Regions from separate parts of the Homo sapiens genome. Here region 2 is linked to region 1. Evidence: chromatin loops called from intact Hi-C (ENCODE). Cell type or tissue: MCF 10A. All regions are shown on one strand. Each heading gives the region's core, and the rest is flanking DNA. Links, peaks and the distances in the headings are about the cores only. Region 1 has its middle 7.0 kb from the start of RNASEL. Region 2 has its middle 81 kb from the start of ZNF648.

The links. A loop is a pair of places that touch in the nucleus more often than their neighbours do. Peaks named below come from ENCODE experiments on the same cell type or tissue, not always from the same donor. Only the 100,000 strongest peaks of a DNase experiment are listed, where the experiment ranks them.
Region 2: it touches region 1 in a loop (16-fold over the local background); 5 of 110 quality-filtered maps call a loop at or near these places.

Annotation. Positions count from the first base shown.
Region 1 is chr1:182,594,760-182,597,671 of GRCh38, forward strand. No RefSeq gene overlaps it. Among named protein-coding and RNA genes, the nearest start is that of RNASEL, 7.0 kb to the left of the region's middle. In MCF 10A, for the core only: a CTCF peak has its summit at 1,077; a DNase peak (open chromatin) is centred at 1,102.
Region 2 is chr1:182,141,576-182,144,487 of GRCh38, forward strand. No RefSeq gene overlaps it. Among named protein-coding and RNA genes, the nearest start is that of ZNF648, 81 kb to the left of the region's middle. RefSeq lists a silencer at 1,799-1,975 and enhancers at 1,984-2,652, 2,653-2,912. In MCF 10A, for the core only: a CTCF peak has its summit at 1,766 (motif pointing right); a DNase peak (open chromatin) is centred at 1,806.

The DNA.
Region 1 (2,912 bases), core at 138-2,637:
GAGTAATGTGCTGCAGTTTACTCAGCTGATAAATAGCAGATGTGGAACTTAATTCAGTTGCCTAACTTCCGAGCCTGCTGACTCCATGATTAGGTTATACCACGCTGCCTGTGAGGCTGCGCCTTGGAACTGTGAGATTAACTGAGCTAAGGCAATTCTCCTCCCCGGCACGGAACTGTCCCTTAAGTGGCATCCCATTACAATCATAAGATTAATCCACACATTGTTGCTTTTCTCAAAGATTAAATTAAATCATTCTCCAGGTTACAGATCAAAGCTTGAAAATCACCAACACTGTGAATCAAGAAACATCTTTTCTAAATGATGGGGACTCCAACTCCATTATCCAGCGCCTAACCGCCGTATATCTCTTACCCTCAGGAGCACACCTCAGTTATGTAAGTTTCAAGTCTTTCTTTTCTTCCTTAAAGCAATTTGAATAACTGGACCAATTTAAAAGATTCGTGACAGTAAATTACTTTGCAGTCAGCAAGGCAATAGGCCCTGACACTTTTTTTTTTAATTGGAAGTTTTGCTCTTGTTGCCCAAGCTGGAGTGCAATGGCGCGATCTCGGCTCACTGCAACCTCCGCCTCCTGGGTTCAAGCGATTCTCCTGCCTCAGCCTCCTGAGTAGCTGGGATTACAGGTGCGTGCCACCATGCCCGGCTAATTTTTTGTATTTTTAGTAGAAACGGGGTTTCACCATGTTAGCCAGGCTGGTCTTGAACTCCTGACCTCAGGTGATCTGCCCACCTCAGCATCCCAAAGTGCTGGGATTACAGGCCTGAGCCACCGCGCCCGGCCCCCTGACACCTTTTTTCTCTCTACCTTACAGCTTCCATTTTTAAAAGTAATTTCATCCCTATAAACTAAAGAATCTCGGTTTAACTCCTATACCTGCTGTGCTGTCTCAGTAGTGATATTAATAATTCTCATTTCTGTTAAAATTTCACATGTTTATTAAAATGCATTAATAAATAAAACTACAGTGAAACAAATGAAAGCCATTGGATGTATAATTCCAAAGGAAGAAGCCAAACTTTAAAAGCTTGCATTGCCTGGCATGGCCACAGTGAGGCAGTAGAGGGTGAGAGACAAGCAGCCTCGCACAGTCACAGGGCACATATTTGAAAACAGCGTTGGCTGACCTGGTTTCCAGGAATCCCATGGTCCCTCTAATACCCTGGCTTACTTAATGCCTCCAGCCTTCCATTTCTTTTTCTGAAATTCTGGAATGCTGTAAACATCAGACAAAATATGGTACTGAAGCAGCTAAAAAAAAAAGTAGATTTAGAATCCTGAGTTGAAATTCTGATCCTGCCATTTTATTCAAGAAGTCAAAAGACTTTTTGACTTGACTAATGCCTACTGTATACAAATCACTGTGCTAAGTACTGGGAATCAGATAATAATAATAGCCAATAGTCATGAGGCATTAACATTGTGCCGCACACTTTTATTTCATTCAGTGTTCCCTGTGACGCTTACTCTTATTATCCTCATTTTACAGCTGAGGCTTAAGCAACTTTCCAAGGTGAATGGCCAGGATTCCAACCCAACATTCCGGCTCCACAGCTGGGACTGGAGAACTGCTTTGCTGTAGTCTGTTCTGCCCCATCTCACCAAGGTGAATAATATGACCCTGACTTTGAAGAGCTCAGTTTAATAGGAGAGCAAAAGCCATGAAGAAAGAAGTTATGGAGGAATACCATATGTGCTACAATCAAAGTAAGAACACTGTGTCTTAGAATCATGCAAGTTGGGAGCAATTAACTCTGTACAGGGACATCTGGGAAGGCTTCACTGAGGAGGTGATGTTTTTGCTGGATTTTGAAAGTTGGCATTCTCCTCCTCGCACCTCAACCCCCAATTTTTTCTAAAAAAGAGGAGAAAGAGGTGTTCTAGGCAGAGAGAACAGCATGTGTAGCCACAAAAAAAAAAAAAGAGAGAGAGAGAGAAGGGAAAAGTCTGAGAATGAAGGCTGTCCAGGCAGGAGATACGTCTGGAGAGGGACTTGGGTCAGGTCAGAGACCCCCTTGTGTGTCAGGATTAAAGCTGGACTTTATTTTAGAGTCAAAAGTGAACCGCTGAGGGGTTCTAACGTAGCCACAAAGTGCTCAGATCTGTGCTTTAGAGCTGAAGACTGGCACAGTGTGGAAAATGAACCAGCACAGGGAGAGGCTGGGGTAGGGAGACCCGCCGGGAAATTGTGGTATCTGATTGGAGAGGATGAGAGAGTCCTCTAAGGAAGCCTTGGTGAGCCTGTGCAGAAGCTGGACCCAACGCATTTGGGTCTGAGGGATTTCGATGCACTCAATACATGCATGTTAAAGGCATAAAGATGGAAGGAGAGCAGTAGGAAAGGGCGAGTGTTAGTACCTCCCTGTCTTTCTGGGTCCTCCGCTCTTCCTTCCCTTATCAGTCACATTCCTCCACCCATCTTTCACAGACTGGACTCCCCATGGCATAACTGAGTTCAGATCCCCATTCTGCCACTCACTGGCTGGCTGCCCCAAGCATGTCCCTCCCTCTCAGAGCTTGTTTCCTTCTCTGGATGATAAAGTGTTCAGACCCACTCCACAGAGCTGTTGTAAGGACTAACAGAGCTCAGGGCCTGCCACAGTGTTGGTCCCTGTCTTCCTTCCCAGGCCCTTAATTTCAGGATCCTCCCTGGTGTCACCCACAGAATCCCTCCTTAGATCTGTGCTTAAGATGTGATTCTATGGGGATTTCTACCCCATGTTCCTGAAGTCTGATCACTTTACTCAGACTATCAATAGGGAAGAAATAAAGGTTCATTTAAGGTCCAGATCTGTGTATAAACAGATCATTCAACAGAGAAGAAAACATTTTTTTAAGTAGTCGTAATCAGAAAAAAATGAGAGGGATTCAGTAGGATGAAAAAGGAGAA
Region 2 (2,912 bases), core at 240-2,739, 450 kb before region 1:
TTTTTTTTCTTTTTTTTGAGACGGATCCTCGCTCTGTCGCTGAGGCTGGAGTGCAATGGCGTGATCTTGGCTCATTGCAACCTCTGCCTCCTGGGTTCAAGCAATTCTCCTGCCTCAGCCTCCCAAGTAGCTGAGACTACAAGTGTCTGCCACCATGCCTGACTAATTTTTTGGTATTTTTTAGTGGAGATGGGGGTTTCACCATGTTAGCCAGGCTGGTCTTGAACTCCTGACCTCAGGTGATCTGGCCACTTCGGCCTCCCAAAATGTTGGAATTAAGACATGAGCCACAGCACCCGGCCCCTATTTTTGTATTCTTAAAAGAGACCAGGTTTCCCCATGTTGGCCAGGCTAGTCTTGGCCAACTCCTGACCTCAAGTATCTGCCCACCTCAGCCTCCCAAAGTGCTGGGATTACAGTCATGAGACGCCATGCCTGGCTGGGATACTGAATTTTGAATCAGAAAATCCAGACTTTACAATAGTCAAAACCATATCTTATTTGTCTTTCTGCTCCATTACCCAGGATTTTACTTAGAACATCAGTAGACACCTGAAAACATTGGTCAAATAGAAGTGAATAAATGATTAAAGAACAAATTAACAAGTAAATGAAGCCCGACATAAATAAAGGCCCTGCTAATCCACCAGCTACACTCGTGTGACAAAGGCCCCAGAGATACCCATGCTCTATATCCATGGAATTGTGCCATGGGGCTGGCTTACTGGGGATTCTATTTACCTGTGGTCTTGACGGGCCTCCCTGGAGAAACAGTAACCTGACATCTGGAGAGTACATTTGGCTCTGTGAACTAGGTCAGATCTGCAGACTTGTGGTTTACCCACTTAGACCCATGCCACACACAGCAGGCCCCTGATGAGAGCCCTGGCATCCTTGCCTTGTGCTTCTTCACCATCCCCTCCCAGATCTCACCTGGCCTCTTTGGTCCCAACTGTGTGTGTGCCTCCTCTCCTCTCTCTAGCTTCTTGCTCTTCTCTATGCCCTTTGCCTGACCCTGCCTCTCTGGTTCTGACCTTGGCTCCCCTCCTGTTTTGCAGTGAGCATTTACCCTTCAGATCATATCTGCAGCTGCCACTCTGGGCAAACTCCCTCTCCCTCAAACTTGGCCTCCATGTCCATTGGCCATAGGCTGATTTTCCCACTGTGCTTGGTCAGGCTTCATGGGTGGAATTCAGACACCAGGACTGGGCATCCTGGTCAAAACCAGGGGCAAACGCTCTCACCTGCATTCTTGGGCGGGAGGCAGGGGTCCCAGGCGGCCAAGAAACTCACCCCATAACTGAACAGAGGTGGCATGCCCACACTCCGTCCCTGGACAAGGGAAGCTCAAATTCAAATAGTATACAACATTGTGCTTCTCACATAGTAAAACCAGTCTTTCAGAAATGTGTCCTGAATTCCTAAGGGGAGGAAGGGAGAAAGATCCTCCAGAAAATAAAAAAAAAAATTCCAATAAAACGAAGTTGGTCCACTGGCAATATAGTACAAAACAAAGATCTTGGTAAGAAAACATCTCCCTGATTTTGGGGTTCCCATGAAAATAACACAGGTCCCCATGAAAATAACGTAGATGAAGCAGCAGAGAACTGACAAAGGCTGTGGAAACATGGAAAGAGTAATGATAACGCAGAAATCAGAGGTGAAGTAAAAGCACAAGTGAACCTTCACAAAGCTGGGCTAAGTGATATTAACGTAGCTGCTATTAACCAGAAATTCCCAGTCAAGTCAACCAGGCTTGGCAGTGGTGGCCACCAGAGGGCGCTAGAGTAGAGTCCGTGGGAGAACTTCAGCGGTGGCCCTGCAGGTTTGAGAGGCACCTTCCCGGAGGATGGATTTGAAGGGCTGAGGGTCCAGCAGTTCTGTGGGTTGGCGGCTCACAGGAGAAAGCATGAAGACATACTTCCATCCTCACACCCCCGAAGGTCCTTGCCTGGACTGGAAGCTAAAGAAGCGCATGCTACATTGTTTTCCTAGTGACAAAAATCCCAGCTGGCCTCTGGTTAACTTTTCAAACAAATGGCACTGATGTGATATTGGGCGAACTCTAGGTGTCACTGACCTAATAAAAAGAAAAAAGCTATTTGCTTCCCATTTTCCGATGCAGTGAGGATTTCACAGTGATCTCAAACACAGTGAAATACATAAAAAGAGCCTAGCTTAATGGGGGCACCCAGCAAATGCCCAATAAACATCTGTTCCCTTTCCTCAATAAACCCCATTTGCCTCTCAGCCTGCAGCCTCCCACACTGGTGGACCCACGTGCCCCTCAGAAGTGAAGCTTTTGGCCCCTGTAAAGCAGCAGCCCCTCTGGCCAGAGAGTCTTTTGTCCCAGAGCCTTTGTTGTTCCAGATTTCTCACTGTGAGGCCTCAGCAGCTGCCAGGGGGCCACCCCAGGAGCTGGAATCAGAGCTCAGAAAGACAGCAGTCCTTCTTCTGCTCCTTTCTGGGCCCGCATGCCCCAGCCCCACACCCAGCCTCAACCACACTGCCCTGCACACCCTCACCGTGCCCCCACTTCTCCACAATGTGTTTCTAATCTGCCCAGGAACAGTCACCAGCTCACTTTTCCTGCCTGGTCTCATTAGCGTGGCCTCTGGGCCTGGGCCTGGGTGTGTAGCCCAGAGGCTTGCACGGAGGTGATCAGATTGCAGGGAACAGTATGTTTCCCTCCCTGCCTCTGCTTGTTTTCTTCAGGGGCCAGGGCCAGCCAGCTGAGCTGTCTTCCTCTTCCCCGGCTTCTCATCCTCCCTCACACATGGTCTGACTTCAGTGGGTGGGGGGATGAGCAGAGGGTGTGACACACACGAGTGTGCATGACTGGCATGTAGGGAGTGTGAGTTGTGGGCAGGTTTCTTAAGGGGAGGCAAGGCTGCTACTACTCCGGGAAACAG